3 separate regions of the Homo sapiens genome follow, and regions 2 and 3 are each linked to region 1. A link is a loop called in an ENCODE intact Hi-C map of the cell type or tissue named here. Cell type or tissue: PC-3. All regions are shown on one strand. Region 1 overlaps TXNDC16 (thioredoxin domain containing 16). Region 2 overlaps PTGER2 (prostaglandin E receptor 2). Region 3 has its middle 35 kb from the start of PTGER2.

What was found. Peaks named below come from ENCODE experiments on the same cell type or tissue, not always from the same donor. Only the 100,000 strongest peaks of a DNase experiment are listed, where the experiment ranks them.
Region 2: it touches region 1 in a loop (6-fold over the local background); 7 of 110 quality-filtered maps call a loop at or near these places.
Region 3: a loop joins it to region 1, with 4 times the contacts of the local background. A loop is called at or near these places in 3 of 110 quality-filtered maps.

What each region holds. Positions count from the first base shown.
Region 1 is chr14:52,454,778-52,462,777 of GRCh38, forward strand. It overlaps TXNDC16 (thioredoxin domain containing 16), which reads right to left. Exons shown (of 21, transcript NM_020784.3): 17 at 2,313-2,397; 18 at 547-685. Among named protein-coding and RNA genes, the nearest start is that of TXNDC16, 94 kb to the right of the region's middle. In PC-3, no CTCF peak of the experiment used is centred here; DNase peaks (open chromatin) are centred at 1,084, 3,314 and 4,124; H3K4me3 peaks cover 728 bases; H3K27ac peaks cover 2,936 bases.
Region 2 is chr14:52,324,970-52,332,969 of GRCh38, forward strand. It overlaps PTGER2 (prostaglandin E receptor 2), which reads left to right. Exons shown (of 2, transcript NM_000956.4): 2 at 2,252-3,629. The coding sequence ends at 2,485. Among named protein-coding and RNA genes, the nearest start is that of PTGER2, 15 kb to the left of the region's middle. RefSeq lists enhancers at 154-203, 224-273, 414-563. In PC-3, no CTCF peak of the experiment used is centred here; DNase peaks (open chromatin) are centred at 2,772 and 3,482; H3K4me3 peaks cover 775 bases; H3K27ac peaks cover 2,635 bases.
Region 3 is chr14:52,345,094-52,353,093 of GRCh38, forward strand. No RefSeq gene overlaps it. Among named protein-coding and RNA genes, the nearest start is that of PTGER2, 35 kb to the left of the region's middle. In PC-3, no CTCF peak of the experiment used is centred here; DNase peaks (open chromatin) are centred at 3,418 and 3,858; H3K4me3 peaks cover 1,673 bases; H3K27ac peaks cover 3,646 bases.

The DNA.
Region 1 (8,000 bases):
CAGAGTGAGACCCATCTCAAAAACAAAACAAAAAAACCCATATAAGTAATAAGAATAGTAACTAACATTTGTTGGATGCTTACCATGGACTAAATAATATACACAAAGCACTATCAAATCATGTCTCATTCAGTCCTCACAATAACTGTCTGCAGCAGATGCTACTATGAGCTACATTTTATGCATGCAGAAACCGAAGAACAGAGAAGTTAACCTATGTCAGTAAGAAATCAACCAATGATTTGAAGCTGGGCAGGCTGACCTTCCAGAATGGACATGCTTTATAACAAGTTTCACCCTGGATTAAGCACGTGAACTGAACTTCGGCCACACTAGTCTCAGCAAGATGTAAACTTTTAGCAGTGGACTCAAAATGCTGTATGCATAATGACTGAACAATAAAACAGAACAATCCAGTAAATCCTCAGCTCACAAATCACCCTGCCCTGTACCAGCAAAAAATGGAAAAATGTGTATGAACATATACTACCTTTGACTGATCTAGATTTTATTTCAAGTATCACCCTTATTATAAAACATACTCACAAACATTTCCAGTAGTGCATCTGTTATTATTTGAACTATGTCTTGTGCATGTGTGCTAGCTAGTGGGATGCTCTCTATTTTGCCTTCTGTGTGTCTGGCAAGCAGCAGGGCTGGAAGACTTGCAGCATATTTGGTTGACCTATGGAGAAAGGCAGTATTAAAATTCACGATCAAAATCTAGCATGTCAAAAACATGAAAATCTAGGCTAGGAGGTCACAGTGTGAGGCAGCAAATGGGAATTCCTACTGCTAAGGAAAAAAATGAACTCCATTTCCAGGCAAACTTATCTTCTATGACAACCTACATTAAAAGAAAGAAACAGGTAATGATCTATAACAAACTAGATTTTTAAAAAGCAACAAGGCAGTAATCTAGCCATATTTTTTTCTATACAACTTACTCAACAAGAAAATAAATCAGATTTGGAACACAGTGAATGGTTCTCGACCTTTCTGGACTTGCTCACCACAATGCTGAGTAAGAAAATGGGCATTTATGAGAAACCTACTATCTGCCAGGCACTATACTAGGTATTTCAATTATGTTTTTATTTAACTTTCAGAATGAAAGTGGCCATTATGACCTCATTTTGCAGATTAAGAAATAGGACTGAGAGAGTGATAAATGGCAGACACAGACTTCAAATGAGGTGTCCCTGACACAGTCTGTTCCTGACATAGTCTGTACTCTCTCCACTGAAACAAGAGCCCAAATCCACCCTCCCACAATCCCTTTCGCTAACTAAACCTAAAAGAAAATTATCTAAATAGAAGAAAGCTTTGTGTAAAATTACTAGTGAAGTAGTCATGTATAATAACTTAATTCATGCCAGAACAAAGTATAGACATTATAACAACATAAGCATTAGTTGAGAGGCCAGTTTTCAGGTCACTTAAAGGAACCTCTTAGTTGACCAGTTGGTTATAAACAAAACACACTCTGAAAACTACTGGTCTAGCTCTTTGGACCACAGCTAGACGCACAATGACAGCAGAGTAGAAGATCATGGGTGATTACCCATTGTCAGATGGACAGTCCTCATATTTCCTTCTTTAATATATACTTTATGAAAATCAGTGATTTCACAAATAGAACAAAAGCCTGATCACCAAGAGCATATGTCACCAGTGTTCAAGATGAAAGATTTAAGCTTAGAAATCACAATTAGGAATTTATAGTCAGAAGCTAAGAAAGACAAACTACTGGGGCTTAGTAAGTACACCTATACCTGAAAATGGGCCATAGAGAATGTGATATGTATTAATAATAATCTCCAAATTTGCAGTTCAGTCCTTCATTCTATAGCAACTAAAATATTTTGGTAGTCCATAGAAGTCCCACCTTCTACAGATAAGGTAATTTAAGAAGCTAAAAAAGCACTGATTTTTATACACACACGTACCCACTCACCCACCCAGGGGGTAAATAAAACCTCAGATGCTCAAAAAGAAAAATTTATCCCAAACTATGATAACTCCAAAGAACCACATTGTAGGTAATAGAACCCAAAGAGGAAAATTTTTATAGGAGGATGGTGAAGTACGAATCCAAGACTGCCCCATGGGGTCTTTGGTCTAAAATAAAAGAATAGCTAAAGAATCTAAAGTATTTCCCAGGTACTTTATTTCCTAGAAGGAAATAAAAAAAATTTCTTTAGATTGCTACCTTATTTTCCTCCATCAGCTGTGTAAATATAAGCAATTATTAGATAACATTATTTTGCATAATTTCTCCCTCCCTAAAATTAAAAGAGCAATAAACTTACAGTAGCAAAACATCTTCTTCAGAATAAATTCCAGTGATAACATATCCTTTTAGGTAGTTTCCTGCTTCACTAAAATCTTCTTTTGCTATAAATACATAGAGAAGACAAAAATCTGAAACCTTTATAATTATGTATGCTATTCAACTGATGAAGAGATTTATAGGTGGTAGTATTTCATTATTAATTAATTACAAAAATATTTAAGTGCAGATGTCTTATATAATTTAGTGGTTCCAAAATAAATCTGTATTCTCTTTATGACATGGGATTACTAAAGAAATGTCAATTGATATAATGCAACATGGCTTCCAAAACAAATGTACTCTAAATGTAATTCATAAGCTTTATAGCACTCTAATCATAATTACTGAATAAATACTTTTTGCCTTTTAATTTACTCCTATGGCAGAGTAAATGGAGACAGCTGTCTTATGTGTAGCCTGAAAAGAGAAGTAGGTATGTGAAATGATATGCACATTATAACCATAAAATCTGAAAGTATCTATATGCATAAAAAATAGCAGACTGAAAATTCTAGCCCTCTAACAGTGTCTGTGTTAGGGTTGTGCAAGTAGAAGGGATTCTGTGTCTTTTAAAAAACAATTCCTACATTTTCTCTAATGTGTTTTCATTAGTTTTGAACTTTGATTAATTTGTATTGTCTTTTCTCATTTGTTAGGATACACATATTCAAAATACAAGCTATTTCTACAAATTTCTGAATACATTTTCATTAATAATAGCATACTGTGGATCTTGTTAATAATGACTATCCTATAACCAAGAAGCAAGTCTGAATTAAATCATTGTAGACTAATGAGAAAAGCACAGAGGTGGACTTATAGGTCAAATTCTTGCCAAGTGAAGGCCAAATGATAATTCAATTCATACATGAAAGATTCACAGCAGTCAAACAGAAAAACACTCATGGAAGAATGAGTCACATAGTACCTACTAGGCTAGGCATGCTGAACCCAAAGATCTGTACCTCAGCAGTCAGCACTACATTCATGATGTAAGCATTCAACATTGTCAACATTGGGTAACCACAAGATTATTTTCTTTAAAAAGGGTACATACTTTCCCTAAGATTGAGCAATACTGTCTGTAGGAAAGCAAACTTACTAGAGTAGCTCAGTAGGCAGCATGGGGAGCTCATTTACAATCACAGATTTAATGAGACAACTGGCCAGGTGCGGTAGCTCACGCCTGTAATCCCAGCACTTTGGGAGGCGAGGTGGGTGGATCACTTGAGGACAGGAGTTTGAGATTAGCCTGGCCAACATGGTGAAACCCCATCTCTACTAAAATACAAAAATTAGCTGGGCATGGTGGCATGTGCCTGTAGTCCCAGCTACTCAGGAGGCTGAGGCATGAGAATCGCTTGAATTTGGGAGAAGGAGATTGCACTGAGCTGAGATCATGCCAGCCTGGGCCACAGAGCGAGACTCTGTCTCAAAAAAAATAAAAAGAGAGACGAGAGACAGAGAGAAAATTTATTAAAATATTTTTTTAGCCCATGCTACATCAAAGTAGAAAAGACACATGAGATTATAAACTAGAAAGGACTGTGTGTCTGTACTTTCATTTCTAAGAGTGAACAGAGTGAAATTCCAGTCAATGGATAAACTATATCTAAAGCAATGACATAACAGAATCTGTTTCAGCTTCTTTTCATTTTAGGTAAGTAGCAATAGAAAAGTACACCATTATTTCCATATAATTTCCTCATACAAAAGACTCTCTACTTATGAATATGTCTCTTAAAAAGTCTCTTCGTAAATCCATGTGTTTGTAAATCCTAAGTGACTCACAGGATGGGAAAATATATGACTGTAGATCTCAGATGCATATCCATTTCCACTAAACTAGAATACATATTTTCCTCTGAACATTCAAAACCAGGCATATTCTCCTCCTTGGTAAAAACTGTATATATGCCAAAATATATGGCAACCTCAAATACAAGAAAGTACTCAATTATCTGAATAAAAATATGCACAAAAAGCTTTTCAGCTACTATAAATATATTTTAATTGCATAAAATAAACATATTTATTTAGCAATATTATTTTTTCTACTATCACATCTTATTGAATAATTATTTTTATAGACACACACACATACATACATCTGTTTTTTAGCTCTGTCAGCAGGGAGAGCTGAGAAGCAAGAAAACCCCAGTAACTAAAAGCACTCCTAACCCCTATATTATACAAACTAGAAAACCTGAAAGAGATGGATAAACTCCTGGACACATACACACTACCAAGACTGAACCAGGAAGAAATTGATTCCCTGAACAGACCAGTAACAAGTTCTGAACTTGAATCAGTAATAAATAGCCTACCAACCAAAAAAAGCCCAGGACCTGATGGATTCACAGCCAAATTCTACCAGACATACAAAGAAGAGCTGATACCATTCCTATTGAAACTATTCCCAAAAATTAAGGAGGCGGGACTCCTCCCCAGCTCATTCTATGAAGCCAGCATCATCCTGATACCATAACCTGGCAGAGACACAACAAAAGAAGAAAATTTCAGGCCAGTATTCCTGATCAACATTGAAAATCCTCAACAAAGTATGCAAACTAAATCCAGTAGCACATCAAAAAGCTAATCTACCACAATCAAGTAGGCTTCATCCCTGGGATGCAAGGTTAGTTCAACATATGCAAATCAATAAATGTGATTTATCTCATAAACAGAACTAAAGACAAAAATCACATGATTATCTCAGTAGATGTAGAAAAGGCCTTCAATAAAATACCCCTTCATGTTAAAAACTCTCAATATACTAGGTACTGAAGAAACACACCTCAATAAGAGCCATCTATGACAAACCCACAGTCAACATCATACTGAATGGGCAAACGTTGGAAGTAATCCCCTTGAAAACTGGCACAAGACAAGGACACCCTCTTTCACCACTCTTACCCAATGCAGTCTTGGAAGTCCTAGCTGGAGAAATCAGGCAAGAGAAAGAAAAAAAGAGCATCCAGGCTGGGCACAGTGGCTCACTCCTGTAATCTCAGCACTTTGGGAGGCCGAGGTGGGAGGATAACGTGAGCTCAGGAGTTTGAGACCAGCCTGGGTAACACGGCTAAACCCCATCTCTACTAAAAATGCAAAAATTAGATCTCTGCAAGGAGAATTATAAAACACTGTTCAAAGAAATCAGAGAAAACACAAACAAATAGAAAAACATCCCAAGCTCATGAATGGGAAAAAACAATATCATTAAAATGGCCATACTGCCCAAAGCAATCTATAGATTCAATGCTATTCCTATCAAACTACCAATGATATTTTTCACAGAACTAGAAAAAAAGTATTTCAAAAATCGTATGAAAGTCAAAGAAGGTTGAACATTATCTTCTGACAATGTTTTTCATGTAATTTTCCATAATAAATTAACCTGTTCATTATCTCTCTTTTGGATGTTGCAGGGGCCCTCTGTAACATTTGAAAGTTACTTTGAGGTCAAAAAGACTTAATTTTGAACTTGATTTTGGGAAGCCTATTAAATATGTCAAAAGTTTAAAACACTTATCAAAATAGATCACAGGTCACTGTAAAATAAATCATTTATTTAGCCAAAGTGATAATTAAGAGGTTTTAAAAAGCAAAGACCTTTATTTGTTGATTAAAAAAGGACTCAGAATATGTCTATAGAATATGTCTCTTCTTTCTCCCTTTTTTGAGAGTTTATTCAAAACGTGAATGAAAGTGTTTTATTGTGTCTTATTAGTATTACATGAAATTTATGTGCAAAAGAGAAAACTAAATTTGTATTCTTTTATTAGTGTATTATCAATTCTAAAGCTGATTTTAATAAAAACTTATATACAAATCTCATTTCAGTCAGCTTTTAATCACACAAGATTTTAAAATAAACTTTGTAATCTCATAACAATTTTGAAGTTTTCTAACTTTCTACAATTTATTTAGTTTTATCTATATCTTTTAGTTCTTTTAATTTGAAACAATCTTTAAATAACTTCTTTTTTTCTCACATTTTTATGCCTTTATAACTTTCCTCACCAAAAATATATCTTGCTTTTTTAATAGACTCTTTATTTAGAATTCTCTTACATTTAGTAGTTTTAATTATATTATGTTAGCTATAATTTTGACTCTTAGTAACCCAAATTTCTAGTAAAAACCTAGAAATTAATTTTGAACTGTTTTATATCAATATTTGTAGATGAAAATCATTTATAATTTTTAGATATTTTAATTTTATTAACAAATCTAAATATATTTAGCTTTTTTATATCATGTAAAAATAAGATGTCAAAGTACATAAACAAACATATGTTTGATAATTAATTTTAGTATTTTAACTTATTTAGGAATGACTCAGACATTTTATTATTATTTAACATGACTTAAAGATTTTTAATTATTGGAAAATAAATTATGACACAGGTACCCTCCTTAATGTCTTTCTCAGTTGTCCTTAGTCCTGAGTACCCATGTGGCACCTGATGCCTATAAAAGGCAGGGCTCTTTTGGGTCCTAAATTTACATACCAGATGTCAGGACAGAAGACAGAGCTGTGAAGAGGATGTCTGGTGGATCTGACCACTCCCAGCATGGCCATGAGGCAAATCTGGGCCAAGCAAGGAGGAACAAGGGGCCCTGCAGCAGGTGGCCTAAGCATTGACGACATGCCTCCAGGCCTTACCATGGCCACCTGTCCAGACCCCAGAATCTTGAAGCTCAAAACCAAAGACCAGCTTATAGTAAGATGTGTGCAAAGCTCTAGGGAAGCTCAACAGCCAGCTTTAGCCCACAGACAAATCAAGCAAGTGCCAAAAATATTATAGAAAATTAGCAGTTTTATGACCTTAAAACATGTAAAGACAGCATAAACCTGTCTGACCAGTAGATCCAGGCAAAAATATCTGAATTATATTTAAGTTACACTCTTGAAGCCATTTTTATTTTACTTTGTTAACAACTTTGAAACTAGATTTACCAAATATCACACATACATAACACATATAGACATAGAGACATCCAGACAGAAGCAGATTTTATGGCTTTTATACAAAATTTTCATTTGCTGGCTTTTAAATGGTTTCTCTTTTATTTTTTTAAACCTATAGTCAGCAAGTTCTTTATATTTTTGTTTATATTTTTTTTTAGAGACACAGTCTTCCTGTGTAGCCTAGGCTGGTCTTGAACTCTTAGCCTCAAACATTCCCCCCACCTCAGCTTCCTGAGTAGCTGGGATTAGACAGACTCTCACTCCATCATCCAGACTGAGTGCAGTGGCACAATCTTGGCTCATTGCAATCTCCGCCTCCTGGGTTGAAGCAATTCTTATGCCTCAGCCTCCCAAATAGCTGGAATTACAGGCACATGCCACCATGCCTGGCTAATTTTTGTATTTTTAGTAGAGACAGGGTTTCACCATGTTGCCCAGCCTGGCTGGTGTTAAAAACTCCTGACCTCAAGTGATCTGCCTGCCTCGGCCTCCCAAAATGCTGGGATTATAGGCATGTGGAAATATAAGCCACTGTTCCTGGCCCTGGCTACCTGTTATAAAGGGTCTTTTAAAACAGGCAATAAAAATACTGAAATCTTTTCAGAAGCTTCTGCACACCAATAGGCATCCCTGAATAAGCCTAATTAGAGAGTCCTCATTTTTAAATGTACTTCTAAAGTGTAGCATTTT
Region 2 (8,000 bases), 130 kb before region 1:
CTCTACTAAAAATACAAAAATTAGCCAGGCGTGGTGGCGGGTGCCTGTAATCCCAGCTACTCAGGAGGCTGCAGCAGGAGAATCACTTGAACGCAGGAGGCAGAGGTTGCAGTGAGTGGAGATCACGCCACTGCACTCTATCCTGGGCGACAGAGTGAGACTCCATCTCAAAAAAAAAGCCGTCTTCTACAAAATATTGGTCACCTCCAAAGTGCAAATTTTAAGCAATTCTCAAAATTACCCAGCATAGTAGATGATAAAGGAAAGGAAACAGTACAGAATTGCTTCATCCTCTACAACCAATTTTCACTTCTCATTATTCTGTCACGCTCTAAAGACATTCAGGAACTCTGATGTGGGTTATTCTCCCCTGAAAACCTGACTCATCTTAATGTGTGAAGCTGCAACACCAGAGGCTATGCCTTTTCTGCACTTCTTGGCTGGCCAATTCAGTGTGAATATGTTCTCTGGTTAAACTAGATCATCAACTCAGCTGCAGGCCCTTTCTACAGGAGTGCTCAGTTATGCATCATGTGCACACGTGTGTGTGCATATGTAATCACTAATATGTGTTTTAATCTGTAGACCTATGTGCATCATTATCCTGAATTTCTTACCTCCAAATCACTCTTTTAACACACCAGCCTGTGTAGTTTTCATCCAAAATAGTTTAACTGACAAGAAAGCTATTGCTCCATTGCACCTCCTCACCTAGCTTTCCTCTACTCTCTGGGAAACCCACCATCAATTCTTCTTTTTCCTTACTCATCTGCCAAATCTTTTCTCCATTCCCTATGCCAAGATTCTCCGGCATAAACACCTATGGCTGCCAAACCTTCCTGCTCTTGTCCCAACATAAGCAAACTGAAGATGACTACCCTTTGCGCTCTCTGCAATTTGCTTTGTATATCCAGTTGCCAGATGCCTGCAGAGTAAGTACTCAGAGAAGGGAAACAAGCTGCTCCTTCTTCTGCAGAAGGCGAGTGAAGAAAAGAGGGGCTAGGTGTCTAAAGCCATTGGTAAGAAAGACCCTGGAGCCTTATAAAGCACTGGTTTTAAATGACTAGGTGTGATCTACCTTTGTTTTCCTCTTTTCTGTGAATTTTGTAGAAGTGTGATCTTTATCAAGATGCATTATTCCATTCCTTCCAACCTGCCCAAACATTTATGTTGCTCCCTAAATAACTAAGAAATCGTTTGAGGGCTGGTAGAGCAGTTTGGTCCATATGTAAAGATGTGTCAGCTTTCCAGTGTTCAGGACATTGTTCTGAGGCCTTTGCTCTAATACAGGCCTGCACGTAGCACACAGTGAGCACTGCACTGGCATCAGGAGAGTTGGAATTTGCATCCTGATTTGGCCACTAACCAGCTCTGGGTACTTGAGCAAATTATCTAATTTTCTATACCCCAGTGTCTGCATTTGTAAAATGGATATAATAACAATGAACACTGTGGAGCACTTAGGATGTGAGCACTGATCTAAGTAGCTTACACATATCACTTCCTATCATCCTTTCAGCAACTCTATGAAGTGGGTATGTTATTATTATCACCCATTTTAAAGATGTCAAAACTGAGGCACAAAGGTTCATTATTAATATCTTGCCATTGATCTCAAACTATATACAGAGGTAGGATTCAAACCCAGTCCAATGGCCAGAACTCATACTCCCACTCAGGGTGTTCCATTGCAGACCCTGTCTCGCTGAATTGTGATCATTAGATTTAGTATTTGGAAGTAAATGTAACATGTTATTAGTTTTCCTGAAGTTCACTTCCCTATCTGTTAAAAAGAGACAATCTCTAAGTTTCAGAGTTTCTATAAGGAGTAGAGATAAAGCGGGGTTAGTACCCAGAACAATTCATGACACATATATTAGGTTATTGATACACTGGAGCTACTAATATTATCATTATTATTTATATTGTTAAAAGATTCTATTCTAGATGACAAGAAAAGTTTATTTCTCTCCACTCCCAATGACACCAAGACATTGTGCATGGTGTTAATGTTAATTGCATTCCACAGAAAACATGCTTTCATTGAGTTCAAGGGGAAAAAATACATTCATTATGTTACAGTTTACATAAGGAAGAAAGGTAAGATTCCCAACCCCCACCTTTCGTTCCCCACCACTACCACAGACAAAACATGGTTTTGCTTTTAAATCTCAAGACATAACATAGGGTCTAAGCCTGTCTACTGCTACGATGTAAAACTAACATCATTTTTCCCCTTTGCTTCTTACAGATTTTTGCATATATGAATGAAACCTCTTCCCGAAAGGAAAAATGGGACCTCCAAGCTCTTAGGTTTTTATCAATTAATTCAATAATTGACCCTTGGGTCTTTGCCATCCTTAGGCCTCCTGTTCTGAGACTAATGCGTTCAGTCCTCTGTTGTCGGATTTCATTAAGAACACAAGATGCAACACAAACTTCCTGTTCTACACAGTCAGATGCCAGTAAACAGGCTGACCTTTGAGGTCAGTAGTTTAAAAGTTCTTAGTTATATAGCATCTGGAAGATCATTTTGAAATTGTTCCTTGGAGAAATGAAAACAGTGTGTAAACAAAATGAAGCTGCCCTAATAAAAAGGAGTATACAAACATTTAAGCTGTGGTCAAGGCTACAGATGTGCTGACAAGGCACTTCATGTAAAGTGTCAGAAGGAGCTACAAAACCTACCCTCAGTGAGCATGGTACTTGGCCTTTGGAGGAACAATCGGCTGCATTGAAGATCCAGCTGCCTATTGATTTAAGCTTTCCTGTTGAATGACAAAGTATGTGGTTTTGTAATTTGTTTGAAACCCCAAACAGTGACTGTACTTTCTATTTTAATCTTGCTACTACCGTTATACACATATAGTGTACAGCCAGACCAGATTAAACTTCATATGTAATCTCTAGGAAGTCAATATGTGGAAGCAACCAAGCCTGCTGTCTTGTGATCACTTAGCGAACCCTTTATTTGAACAATGAAGTTGAAAATCATAGGCACCTTTTACTGTGATGTTTGTGTATGTGGGAGTACTCTCATCACTACAGTATTACTCTTACAAGAGTGGACTCAGTGGGTTAACATCAGTTTTGTTTACTCATCCTCCAGGAACTGCAGGTCAAGTTGTCAGGTTATTTATTTTATAATGTCCATATGCTAATAGTGATCAAGAAGACTTTAGGAATGGTTCTCTCAACAAGAAATAATAGAAATGTCTCAAGGCAGTTAATTCTCATTAATACTCTTTATTTATCCTATTTCTGGGGGAGGATGTACGTGGCCATGTATGAAGCCAAATATTAGGCTTAAAAACTGAAAAATCTGGTTCATTCTTCAGATATACTGGAACCCTTTTAAAGTTGATATTGGGGCCATGAGTAAAATAGATTTTATAAGATGACTGTGTTGTACCAAAATTCATCTGTCTATATTTTATTTAGGGAACATGGTTTGACTCATCTTATATGGGAAACCATGTAGCAGTGAGTCATATCTTAATATATTTCTAAATGTTTGGCATGTAAATGTAAACTCAGCATCAAAATATTTCAGTGAATTTGCACTGTTTAATCATAGTTACTGTGTAAACTCATCTGAAATGTTACAAAAATAAACTATAAAACAAAAATTTGAAAATGGAGTAGTATTTTATGAACTCCCTCAAATAACATTTTGTGATTAATATAAACATAGTATCTTTTAAATGAGTTCAAAGTGGAAAAATTATATTTAATTTGGCAGATTCGTAAAGTGTGGTTGCCAGGTTTTAAAGTGAGGTTGCAAATTAGAGTTTAAAATATTCATTATAATACTTGGTATTAGAAGATATTTTTTTCCTCCAGTTTTTACCCTTCCAGTATGATCTTTAAAATAGTAGAATCATCTTATTTTTTTCATAGTGATATTATTGGATAGCCACTCCTTAAAAAAAAAAAAGAGATGCTTGTTTTCTCCAAAGTCTCATTGAGTTGTTTATCCAAAGCTATTTCCTTTAAGCAGTTATCAAACTAGCTGATCACTTAGAATGATTTCAAACCAATCTAGGCATCAGTGTATTTTGATACAAACAATCTACGTCAAATCAGCTCTTAAGAAGAATAAATAAGTGGTTTGCTTTTCTACAAATTTAAACAAGCCAGGCAAAATTTAACTTAACTAAAATCTAGACATGTAAATAAATCTTCCCTGTCCACCAGGCATTCTAAAGTTAAGAAATTATTCTAAATGGGACTAATTAGGCCCATGGGTAATTCCTAAACATAAAATTCTGAAGTTGCTTTGAACTAGAAGATTAATTACTTTTATCAGATGACTTGTTTTTCTCCAGATGAAAATGTCAACTACAATTTTTCACCCCACCTTACTGCCCCCCTAAAATCCCAGAATAATGCCTGAGAACTGAAAACAAAAACACAAAATTGGACATAATATCACTAGCAGGAACAAAATGATTTGCTCTGGAGCCCAAAGTATAAGAATTTAAGCCACTTATTTAAGCACTGGTATATTTCTAGAACTCTGTTTCCTCATGTACTCCTGTTCCATGTACTGTGCTGAACGACTAAATCCTGGTATTTCATTTATACCAATATATATGTAGAAGGAGTTGAAAGTAAAAATACTCTGTAATAGTCATTACCTCCTATTAATGGCAATTTAAAGGTAGCTTAGAAAAAAATTACTAAAATTAGATATGTAAATATTCCCTTTCTAAAAATCCTGTCACATCAGACATACCTGTTTAAGTTACTGTTTCATCATCAAGTTAAATAAAAGAACAGAATTTACTTAGCCTGATATATTAAAGACTGAATTGTGATAAAAGAAGATCTAGACTTTATTCTTTGCCCCTAGTAGTCAGAATGAAAAGGGAGAAAGAAACCATAGTCGGGATTCCCTGCAGCATGCCAGCCCTAAGTTTAGGTGTTTCGATATGAGATGGACCAAGCTCTCTGCTCTGAGCTGAATTGTTCCTAAATGGTTCAGTGTGGCCCTGGTCATCTTTTCCAAGAAAGAACTGAAAAATTCTGGTGCTAAATTGTGGCCTTGAATCTCCAAAAATCTGATCGGGATCTGAGTTTGTTTAGAAGGTATAAGATGACTCTAGAAGACCTGCATCACAAAGTGGGTTGGACCCATGACAACCCAGAGCAAGACCGAAACTCTAGAAACCACTCCAACTCCAAATCATGATGCTTGCAGAGGTCTCGAACCCTGAGGAGGGAGGGCAAAACTGATTCACATCACTACACGCTCATGTAACTCAGTTACACTTTGGCATCTCTGTCTCCTCAGCATCAGTGCACTTTGAGAGAGGGATTGTCCTAATGCTAATGGCAGGTCAGCTCTGATCTGAACCAAGAAATAACAACACATTCCACTTTAGAATTTGATGACTTTGAAAGGCAAGGGGAGACAATTAGCTCTCACTTAGGCAGAGTTTTGTTTATTTCACTTAGCTTAAGCCAAATCTAATGGTTTTTGGAACTTGGGAAGAGCCACTACTTGAGACAGTTATAGAGAGAGATGCATTCCTCTCTATAAATGAGTATTTCATTCATGTCGACTTGCAATGCCTGCTCTTACTTGCTCTGTTACAACCTGAATATTTGATGCCTCTCTTCTGCCTTCATCAAACACTCACTCCACTGGCTTTCCTCTCAATCACCTAACAGCACTATAATTGATTTTTAAATTTACAAGTCGTTTTGATGACCTAAAATACACACTATGGAAAGAAGTATTATTTTAGCAATTCACAAAAGCTACATTTTAATTTATACATGGGCCAAGGCCATGTATTAGGCATTACTTATTTCAGAAAATTACTTTTTTTTTCCTGGCAGCTTTTGTGTTACTATACAAAAAGAAATTAAGTATATTCTCTTGAATGATATATTTTTATTTCTTATGAAATGTATGTATTATTTAAGGTCAATTTTAGTGGTTTAATTCTGTGATCCATGTATTTCACGGCACATGATAAATCCTAATAAGGTTAGGGATTAGTATCATCTTAGATACCCATTTAGTGGCCCCTCTGACCTCTTTACACACATCTGGCTCTTATTTCTGATTCTCAATGGCGGTGGTGGGTGCTAGGGGTGATGCTATATATTAATTAACTCTGAGTAACTGTCAAGAAAAATGATAATACACAAATGGGACAAATTTGCGTTTCATAGAATGCAATGAAGATTGGTACACATGGGAGAATGTAGAGGAATGAGTAAGTATAAAAGAGAGAGGAGGCCGGGCGCGGTGGCTCACGCCTGTAATCCCAGCACTTTGGGAGGCCGAGGCGGGTGGATCACGAGGCCAGGAGATCGAGACCATCCTGGCTAACACAGTGAAACCCCGTCTCTACTAAAAATACAAAAAATTAGCCGGGTGTGGTGGTGGGCGCCTGTAGTCCCAGCTACTCGGGAGGCTGAGGAAGGAGAATGGCGTGAACCTGGGAGGCGGAGCTTGCGGTGAGCCGAGATCACGCCACTGCACTCCAGCCTGGGTGACAGAGCGAGACTCCGTCTCAGAAAAAAAAAAAAAAAAGGAACAAGAGAGACAGAAAGACAACAGGGCATATGACACCTCACCATTTTGGTGCCCTCCTCCAGATCTTATCCAAGTTATCAGTGCCCATCTAAAAACAGTGGGCCAGAACCAAACACCAGTAATTCTAAACCAGTCTTACCAATACTGAATGCTGATAGATCAGTTCCTGGCTTAATCTGGATATTATGTTTCTATTAATGCAACCTGGGATTACAAAGCTATCTAGAAACCAGGTCCTGTCTTTAAAACCTCCAACAGATGGAAGAAGCAACAGCATTCCAGTTTACATAGAGGAAAACTGGGTGTGCAGGGGTGAAGTGAGTTGGTCACTAGGGACATCCTCATAAGATACCCTTATGATTATGGTGCTGATCTTGCCGCCCTGAAACCACACAGCCATCATTTCTCTCTTGTCTCTTATCTCTTGCTTTTGGATTGGCTGTGTACACTAGGGATAGGGAGCTTTGGGCTTGTCAGTTGAACCTGGTCTTTTGGGTTAATAATTTTGCCCCTGAGATTATGTGCAACTAGATGCCAGTGCCCTACCCCAGAGAACAGTTCTCTTGAAGTGGAACTCACTGCTTTTAGTTATCAAACAACATTTTTACTAGAGTTAATTGGCAATACTCATCTCAGTCCTAAGAGTGTGCCTGATAGATCATGATAAATAAAATGTTTAACAATTCAACAGCAGCACAAGCAAACCTTTGAAGACATAGTGGAGACTTTTTCAGCTCTTACAGAGCTTCTCAGTGTGTCCACATTGTGAAGTGTTCAGAGAACAAGCCAAAAAGCCCTAGAGTTTTGAAAACCCAATGTTAACTTTTTATGTTTTTAAAAATAAATGTCCTCATGTTCCCCGCAGGATGAAAGGTATGATAACCAAAACACTGTGGGCTGCATGTTGTGGTGTACTACTCTCTGACCTGTAAAAATAAATTTTTCTGGTGTGAGTAGGCGTTCCGATAAAAGAAGAGCAAGCCTAATTGTAAACTAGAGACTTTATTCTCTTGACTACCTATTATGGTGATGAGGGAGCTGGACACCCACTCCAAGAGGAAACACTTTCAGATGTTCACATCTTTCCATGACATGCCAGTCTGGAAAACTAAGGAAGGTGAAGAGTCAGATTCCTGTCTTCTACAAATTTCTTCTGTGTGTGTTTTTTGTGTTTGTTTGTTTTGTTTTGTTTTTTGAGCCACAGTCTCGCTCTGTCGCCCAGGCTGGAGTGCAGTGGCCCGATCTCAGCTCACTGCAAGCTCTGCCTCCCGGGTTCACGCCATTCTCCTGCCTCAGCCTCCCGAGTAGCTGGGACTACAGGCACCCGCCGCCACACTCGGCTAATTTTTTGCTTTTTAGTAGAGACGGGGTTTCACCGTGTTAGCCAGGATGGTCTCAATCTCCTGACCTCGTGATCCACCTGCCTCGGCCTCCCAAAGTGCTGAGA
Region 3 (8,000 bases), 110 kb before region 1:
ATCCTAAGCAAAAAGAACAAAGCTGGAGTCTTTTCCAGCTTTTAGAGGCTGCTTGCATTCCTTGGCTGATGGCCACGTCACTCTGACCTCTGATTCCATCATCATATCTTCTTCTCTGATTCTGACACTTCTCCCTTTTTCTCATAAAGACCCTTCTGATTACATTGGGTCTGCCTGGATAATCCAGGATTATTTCTCTATCTCAAGATCTTTAACTTAATTATATCTGAAAAGTCCTTTTTGCCATGCAAAAAAGAAAGGTTCTAGGGATTAGGATGGGACCTCTTTGAAAGAGGGTCATTACTCTGTCTGCCACATGAAGACAATTTTGAAGAAGAACCAGGAGAGGGTCCTTGCCATACTAGATACTAAGATTTATGATAAATCTCCCGTAATTAAAATCAGGTTGTATTGGAAGAGGCATAAGTAACGAGAACCCAGAAAAGGGCTATCATATATGGGAACTTGGTATATGACACAGGTAGTTTTACAAATTAGGAGGGAAAGCCAATAAACACTGTTGAGACCATTAGTTGTCCATGTAGGAAAAAAGAATTAGCTCCCTAACTCATCGTATATATAAATCAGTTCCAGATAAATTGTGTAGACATAAAGGTGAGGAAAATATTAAAATACTGGCAAATAATTTTATGACCTTAAGTAGAGAAAAATTTCCTATAAAGACCCCCAAAGCACAAATGATAAATTGTATACATAAAAATGTAATACTATTCCACAATAAAAGACACCATGCATAAAATAAAAAGACAAGCCAGAAACTCTAAAAGATGTTTGCCATCCATGTAGCCAAAACCAAACCATTAATATTGAAAATACAGAAAGAATGTCTATAAATCTATAAGAAAGTCCAGTTATATAAAAATTAAAATAGATCAGAGTCCTAAATCTAAGAGCTAAAACCATAAAAAATCTTAGGAATAAAATACGGGTAAATCTTCATGACCTTGGATTTGCCAGTGGTTTCTTAGATACGACATCAAAAGTACAAGCACCAAAAGAAAAAATAGATAAGTTGGACTTCATAGAAATTAAAAACTTTTGTGCATGAGAGGACACTATCAAGAAAGTAAAATGACAACCTATAGAATGGAAGAAATATTTGCAAATTATATATTTGATAAGGGTCTAGTATCCAGAATATATAAAGGGCACTTAAAACTCATCAATGGAAAAATGAACAACTCATTTAAAAATAGCAAGGACTTGAACAGACGTTTCCCTAAAGAAGATATACAAATGGCTAACAGGTACATGAGAAGATGATCAATACCATAAGCCATTAGGGAAGTGTAAATCAAAACCATAATGAGATACCACTTCACATTCACTGCAATTGTGTTAACACTTTTTTAAATGGAAAATTAGTGTTGGCAAAGTTGTGGAGATATTGGAACTTTCATAAATTGCTGATAGAAATGCAAAATAGTGTAGCTGCTATAGAAGACATTTTGGGTGTTTCTCTAAAAACTAAACACAGAATTACCACATGACCCAGCAATTCCATACCCCCCAGAATTGAACAGGGACTCAAACAGATACTTTTTAACCAACGTTTATCAGACTACTATGAAAGGTGGAAACAACTGAAATGTTCATTAACTGATGAACGGATAAATAAAATGTGCTACATATATATTACATATATGCATAATATATTATGTGTAAATATTATCTATATATACATATTATGCATATTATATACATACACATACACCTCAATATTATTCAGCCATAAAAAGGAATGAAGTACTGATACACACTACAATATGGATGAACCTTGAAAACATTATACTAAACGAAAGAAGCCAGGCAAAAATGACCATATAGTGTATGGATCCATTTATACGAAATATCATGAGTCAGCAAATTTATAGCGCTAACAGCTTAGTGGCTTCCAGGATCAGAGGTGGGAGGAAAATGGGGAGTAACTGCTTAATGGATATGGGTTCCCTTTTTGAGTGATGAGAAGTTTGAGTGATGATGGTTGCACCGCTAAATATCACCAATGGTAAATTTTATGCTATACATATTTTAACACAATAAAAAAGCACAGGTGATAAACTGCATACGTCAAAATGTAATACTCCTACACATTAAAAGACACCATAAATGATGTAAAAAAGATAAACCACAACTTCTTAAAGACCACTGCCACCCATGTAGCCAAAAAAGCATACAAGATTATAAAGTGAACGTCTATAGCTCTCTAAGAAAATACAAACAACACAATGAAAAAACGAGCCAAGGATAAGATCAGACAATTTATAGAAGAAAGAACCTAAATGTCCAAGAAAAAACAAATATGAGAATGTGTTCAACCTCATTAGTAATTAAGAAAATGCAAATGAAAACATATTTTGCACCCTATTAGACAAGAATCACACATCAGTTAAAAATGAATGGGTAAACTAGATCTAAATATTTTCTTATGGATAAGAAAGGTGGAAACAACCCAAATGTTCATTAACTGATGAATGCATAAATAAAATGTGCTACATATACATTACATATACACTCAAAAACAATGTTGAGTTTAAAAAGTTAAGTTTCAGCTCACTTATAGAATAAACAGACATTTGTGTAAAGTTTAAAAACACATAAACTGAAGCAAATATTTTTATGAATACAGACATCTGTAGTAAAGGTACAAAAACTCAGAAGGACAGATACCCAGTAACTTCCTGATGACAGCTGTCTCTGGGGACGGAGGGACAGGAATAGAGTAAGGGTGGCACAGAAGAGGAGTTGTCCCTTATTTTCATTTATTAAAAACAAAGTAAAACAAACAAACAAACAAACATCTGGAATCCCAGCACTTTGGGAGGCCAAGGTGGGAGGATCACTTGAGCCCAGGAGGCTGAGGCTGCAGTGAGCTGTGATCACGTCACTGCACTCTAGCCTGGGTGACAGAGCAAGACCCCATCTATTTTAAGAAAAAAAAAAAGAAAGAAAAAAAAACTGAAGCAAATAAAACACATTGTTGATATTTGTTAATTCTGAATAGCGGGCACCTATGCCTTTATTGTATACTTTCCATGCTTTCTGTGAGTCTGAAATTTTTTAGAATTAAAAAACTAATAGTCTATTAATGTGGAGAAATAAGACACAAGTCTGCAAAGATGAAGTATATAAATGTGTAAATTTTGCTACGGTGAGGAAATTGACTAAACGTTTATGTGTGAGAGAGAGAAAAAGAGAGAGAATGGCAGATATTTCCTGCATTGAAAGTTGCCAAGTTGGGTTTATTTGAAGAGACCTCATAATGACAACTTTGGTGACACTCCCTAGTCAGGGATCTCTGGATAGGGCAGGGCCCAGAGACTTGGACATTTGCTCAGGACAGTGCGCGCTGCAATCGACTAAGGCTGCTTTCTGTTGCTGCCAAGCAACAAAATTCAGAACAAAAACTGTTACCCACTTCTGATTCATCCAATATTTTTTATAGTCCATGGGTTCATGTTACGTGCTTATTGGCTTAAATTTATTTATTTAAATAAATAAAATTATAAAGTTTAAAATAAACCTAAACTTAAATAATGGTTTAGGTATATTTTAAACCTAAAATATAAGCCATAATATTATAGGTTGGATCAATGTTTTTTAGACTACGTTTGCTATTCTAATCACAACTGGGAAAAAGTGATCCCTAGCCCATTTGCTTTTGAGGCTCTTGCCTGACACCAGTTCATGTTTTCTGAAGAATACCAAAAGGAAAATGTTACCACCACTCACTCATTTAACAAATGATCTGCTGTTGATTTTCTGGGCTGCAGATTCTGTGTTAAACATTTAAACAGCCACACGGAAATGACAACTTACTGACAAAGTTGGCTAAGAAGTTCCATGGTTCCACAGTTCAGATCTCTAAGTATGAGTCCACGTTGCCTGCTTGCTCAGCACACAGGAATGCTTAATTTACATGGTACTTTTTTAACTAATAAACACTTCTTTCTAATGCAGGGCTAACTTGCAGAAGCCTAACTTAGTATTCTTGGGTTTTTTGAACCATATCACAGGAGATAAAGCAGGGAATTCTTTTCCTAAGAATCACTGCAAATTTGTAAATATTGTATGTCAGTAAATATGGCATTAAGATGGAATTTCTGTTTGGTAAGATTAGTGACTGTTATTTTCACAGCATGTTCTGACATAAGAAGAGCATACTTATTTTTTAAGCAGAGTACACGATAAAATGTATAATCCTTTCCCAAATCTCATTATTCAAAATTTTCTAGAACACAGCCTCCTTTGTTAGAATATAACCTTGTGGGCAGGAAATTTATCCTATTTATTTGGCATACAGGTCGTATCTAGTTAGCAGCTGTTGTGAATAGTGCCAACGCCAGATAATTACATGGATTATGGACTGCATTATCTAATCAAGAATCAAGATGCATGCCCTATCTTTTGCTCTTAAAAGATGGCATGAGAAAAACAAACAAAAAAAATGGAAGTAAAATATTAGGATTCTAATAACTCCCCAATCAAGAAAACTGTGTTTTTGCACATGAAGAAATAAGTGTGGTCATTGTGATTTTGGAAAAATATATAATCTCACACTAAGAACAGTAATGTAAACAGCACATGGACAATTAGCTATAAATCTCTAGAAAGCAATTCTTTATACTGAAGGACAAGAACCAAGATATTAATATTTATGGGTACACACACACACACACACACACACACACAAAACAAGAAACATGATGTGGTATGGCCTTGCACCTTGGGTTTGGCTGGCCAACCAAGGGGAAAACCCCTGACCCAAGCTGTCCTGGGCACATTCTCTTTTTGGTATTTGGAAATGGAGACGAGAAAGCTGAGTCAGAATCTACGTGTGTGACAGTCCCTGCCATGTGTAAGCTTGGGCATTCTGGGGAGGCCATGTTTTGCTCTGTGAACTAAAGGGCAGAAAAAGCCATTCAGTAAAGAGAAACAAAGGAGATGAGTGCTGTATAATCTCCTGTTGCTGCTGTAACAAATTACCACAAACTTAATGGCTTAAGACATACAGATGTGTGATCTTACAGTGCTGGAAGTCAGAAGTCTAAAATTGGCTGGCCGTTTGCATTCTTTCAGAGGCGATAGGAGAAATTCTATTTCCTTGCTTTTTCCATCTGAGGCTGCCTGAATTCCTTGGCTTATGGCTACATCACTCCACTCTGCTTCCATTGGTCACATCTTCTCTGACTCTGACCTTCTTACCCGCTTCTAAGGACTCTTGTGATTACACTGAGCTCACCTGGATAATCCAAAATAAATTCTCCATCTCAAGATATTTAATTTAATTGCAAGGTTCCTTTTGCTATATAAAGTAGCATTTTACAAGTTCCAGGAATTAGGACACCTTATGTGTGGTGGGGGACGGGGGGTCATTATTTGCCTACCCTAAAAGCTCAAGGAGGAACAGTGATGACAGGTTCCAATAAAATGAAAAGTTCCAGTAGCAAGCCATTCCTGCATTTCTGCTCTTGGATGCCATGACACACTCTTATACTCCTGTAAGAAGCCTTTTGGGCAACAGCTGCCTGAGCGCTCTGTTGACATGAATTCTGAAGACTTATTGGAATGTCATGATGAGTGAATGAATGTCTGCCAGGGCACCAAACAAGGAGAGCTATCTCATATGTGTCACAAATTCGCCATCCTTGCTCAGGATTAGAAGTTGTAGAATTAGTATGGCTGGGTGTAAAGAATCATTTTGTTCATTATAAAAAGGGGGCTTAAACTATGAACATTTAAATCCTTGTTAATAGTACCAGAACCTTAATTAAGGGCTATTTGCCTCAGGAGCCTGTCTGTAATCTCAGGAGCTGAGAGTAGGTAGGCCACATGTTACCATGCACTAGATGCATAGCACTTAGGAAAAAAATCAACTTGATGATTTTGCTACATAACACCTCTCCCTTTGAACAAAACAGTTGCTGTTTGGGGTCCCAGATCACAAACCTTTGAACAAAACAGTTGCTGTTCAGAATCACTGATCACGGACCTTAGGATCGCATCATACGGCTCCTCCTAAGTAGCATGGCCACAGGCAGGAGGCAATCTGTCTCACTAGGCAAAGCATTTTTCCATGTCAGAGCATTTGCTCACAAGAGAAGGCCATTGGTTTCAGCAACCCAAAGTTTTCTTTCTGTCAGTTTTGTTTAGTGCCCTGTGCCAGGAGCTCACTTATGCCTGTATCCTTGGCTCAATTTAATAGGGAATTCTGCCCTGAGTGACACTTAATAACCTCAGTAACCGCTAGCTCCAGTGTTCTCAGTGACTTCATAGTGCTGAAATTACATCGTCACATTCACACCAGCTAGAAACAAAGATAAGCCCAAGATGGCACAGAATTCATGAGGAGCCGAAGGGTGAGCTGGAGGGTATGGCTACGTTTTTTAAACGGCATCAAGAACTCAACCTGTCTCTCAGAATCAGTGAGAGCACTTAAAAGGAGAGGAGCCAGACTAAATAACTCACCAGGCAGACCTCCTCTGCTTAACTGCCTTGAAGTTTTCCCTTCCTGAAGAATTCTTTCCTCTCTGAAGATTTAAGGAGGCACATGTGATCTAATCCCCCACACTAGCTTCTAAACCCTGTAGAATGAGTGTTTACAAAGTAGAATCTTTTACTAGATATTGTAAGAGAGATGTCTGTGTGTGTTTTGCCAAGAAATTAAAATCCAGTCTTTGCCAAGGAGCATAAATATACTTGGCAGAATCCAGAGGCTCAGTAGCAAAGATAAAAGTAATTGTTCCCTTCAGCCAATTGCTCACACTTATTACAAAACATTTATCTTCCCCCAGGGTGGATTTTCTCCTCTGATGCCGTCTGGCCCAGGAGGACATCATCCTCCGCCCTGGAGGGCCCATGAGATGCTCAGGGCCACATCAGTACATTTCTATGCAGCTCCAGATAGGTACAACCCACAGAGTACAATTACTGACCTGAAACATTTCATCTCTCAGGGATGTGATATTTTCCCCTCCAGTAATGATCAACTTTTAAGAAAGACATTTATATTTTAACTATGTCATTCTTTCCAGTGCTTTAAAACCTGATTTGATTTTCTTCAGCTCTCTGGGCTTTATATAAATGTCAGTAAACTGAATGGGCTGTCAACACCTAGATTAATGATTGGCTAACAGGAGATTTCTTGGTTTTATATTCAGTGAAGCAACTCAGGGACTGTAAGCACTGTGGTGCTTTTACGATTTTTCCCTTAACCCTTTTATGCCCCTAAAGACGTATCACCCTGGGAGAAAAACAACCACAGTGGTCTGATTCTGAGTAAAACCTCTCTGTTCTTCCTTTTCCTGTGCGGTGTGCCCCAAACCAACTAATTATCAGAAAACTAAAATGTTGATACACCCAAATTTAAACTGGTTAAAACTTTTTAACACAATTTGAAGGTCAAAACAAGTCTAACATTTCAACAAAAACTTGTGCCATCATCAGTAACTAAAATTTAATAATACTTGGCAGTGAATTCAATTTACTCTGTGTACTTGACAATACTACAGCTGCGTTTCTTTCTAAAATAGCCTCTAAAACGTTTCAAATAACGCAATTGCTCATTTGTTTAGAACTATAGTTGTTTGTGTACTTATCTTACTTTTCTCTTGAATTGTGTGTTCCTGGAAGGGAGACACTTCAAAGCATTGCACAAGGAAACCAAACATGCATCAGACATAATCCCTGTCGTTCAGGACTTGAAAACACAAGAGATGAGAACTTCACACAAACAGCCATCCCCATCTTCTAATGGTCCTCTTCTTTTTCTCCTTGCACCCCACTGCTACACTTGCAAAAAACACAAACATTGCTTATTATTTATTAAGTGGCTCTTTTCAAAAACTTCTACAAAAAAAGCCGTCCCTCCAGATCCTTTTGAAAAAGAGTAATCCACATTATAAATCATTCCTATAAATCATCATAATAACATATAATGAGGTTACTATTTGGGATTTTTTGAGCAGAGAGGTAGAGTA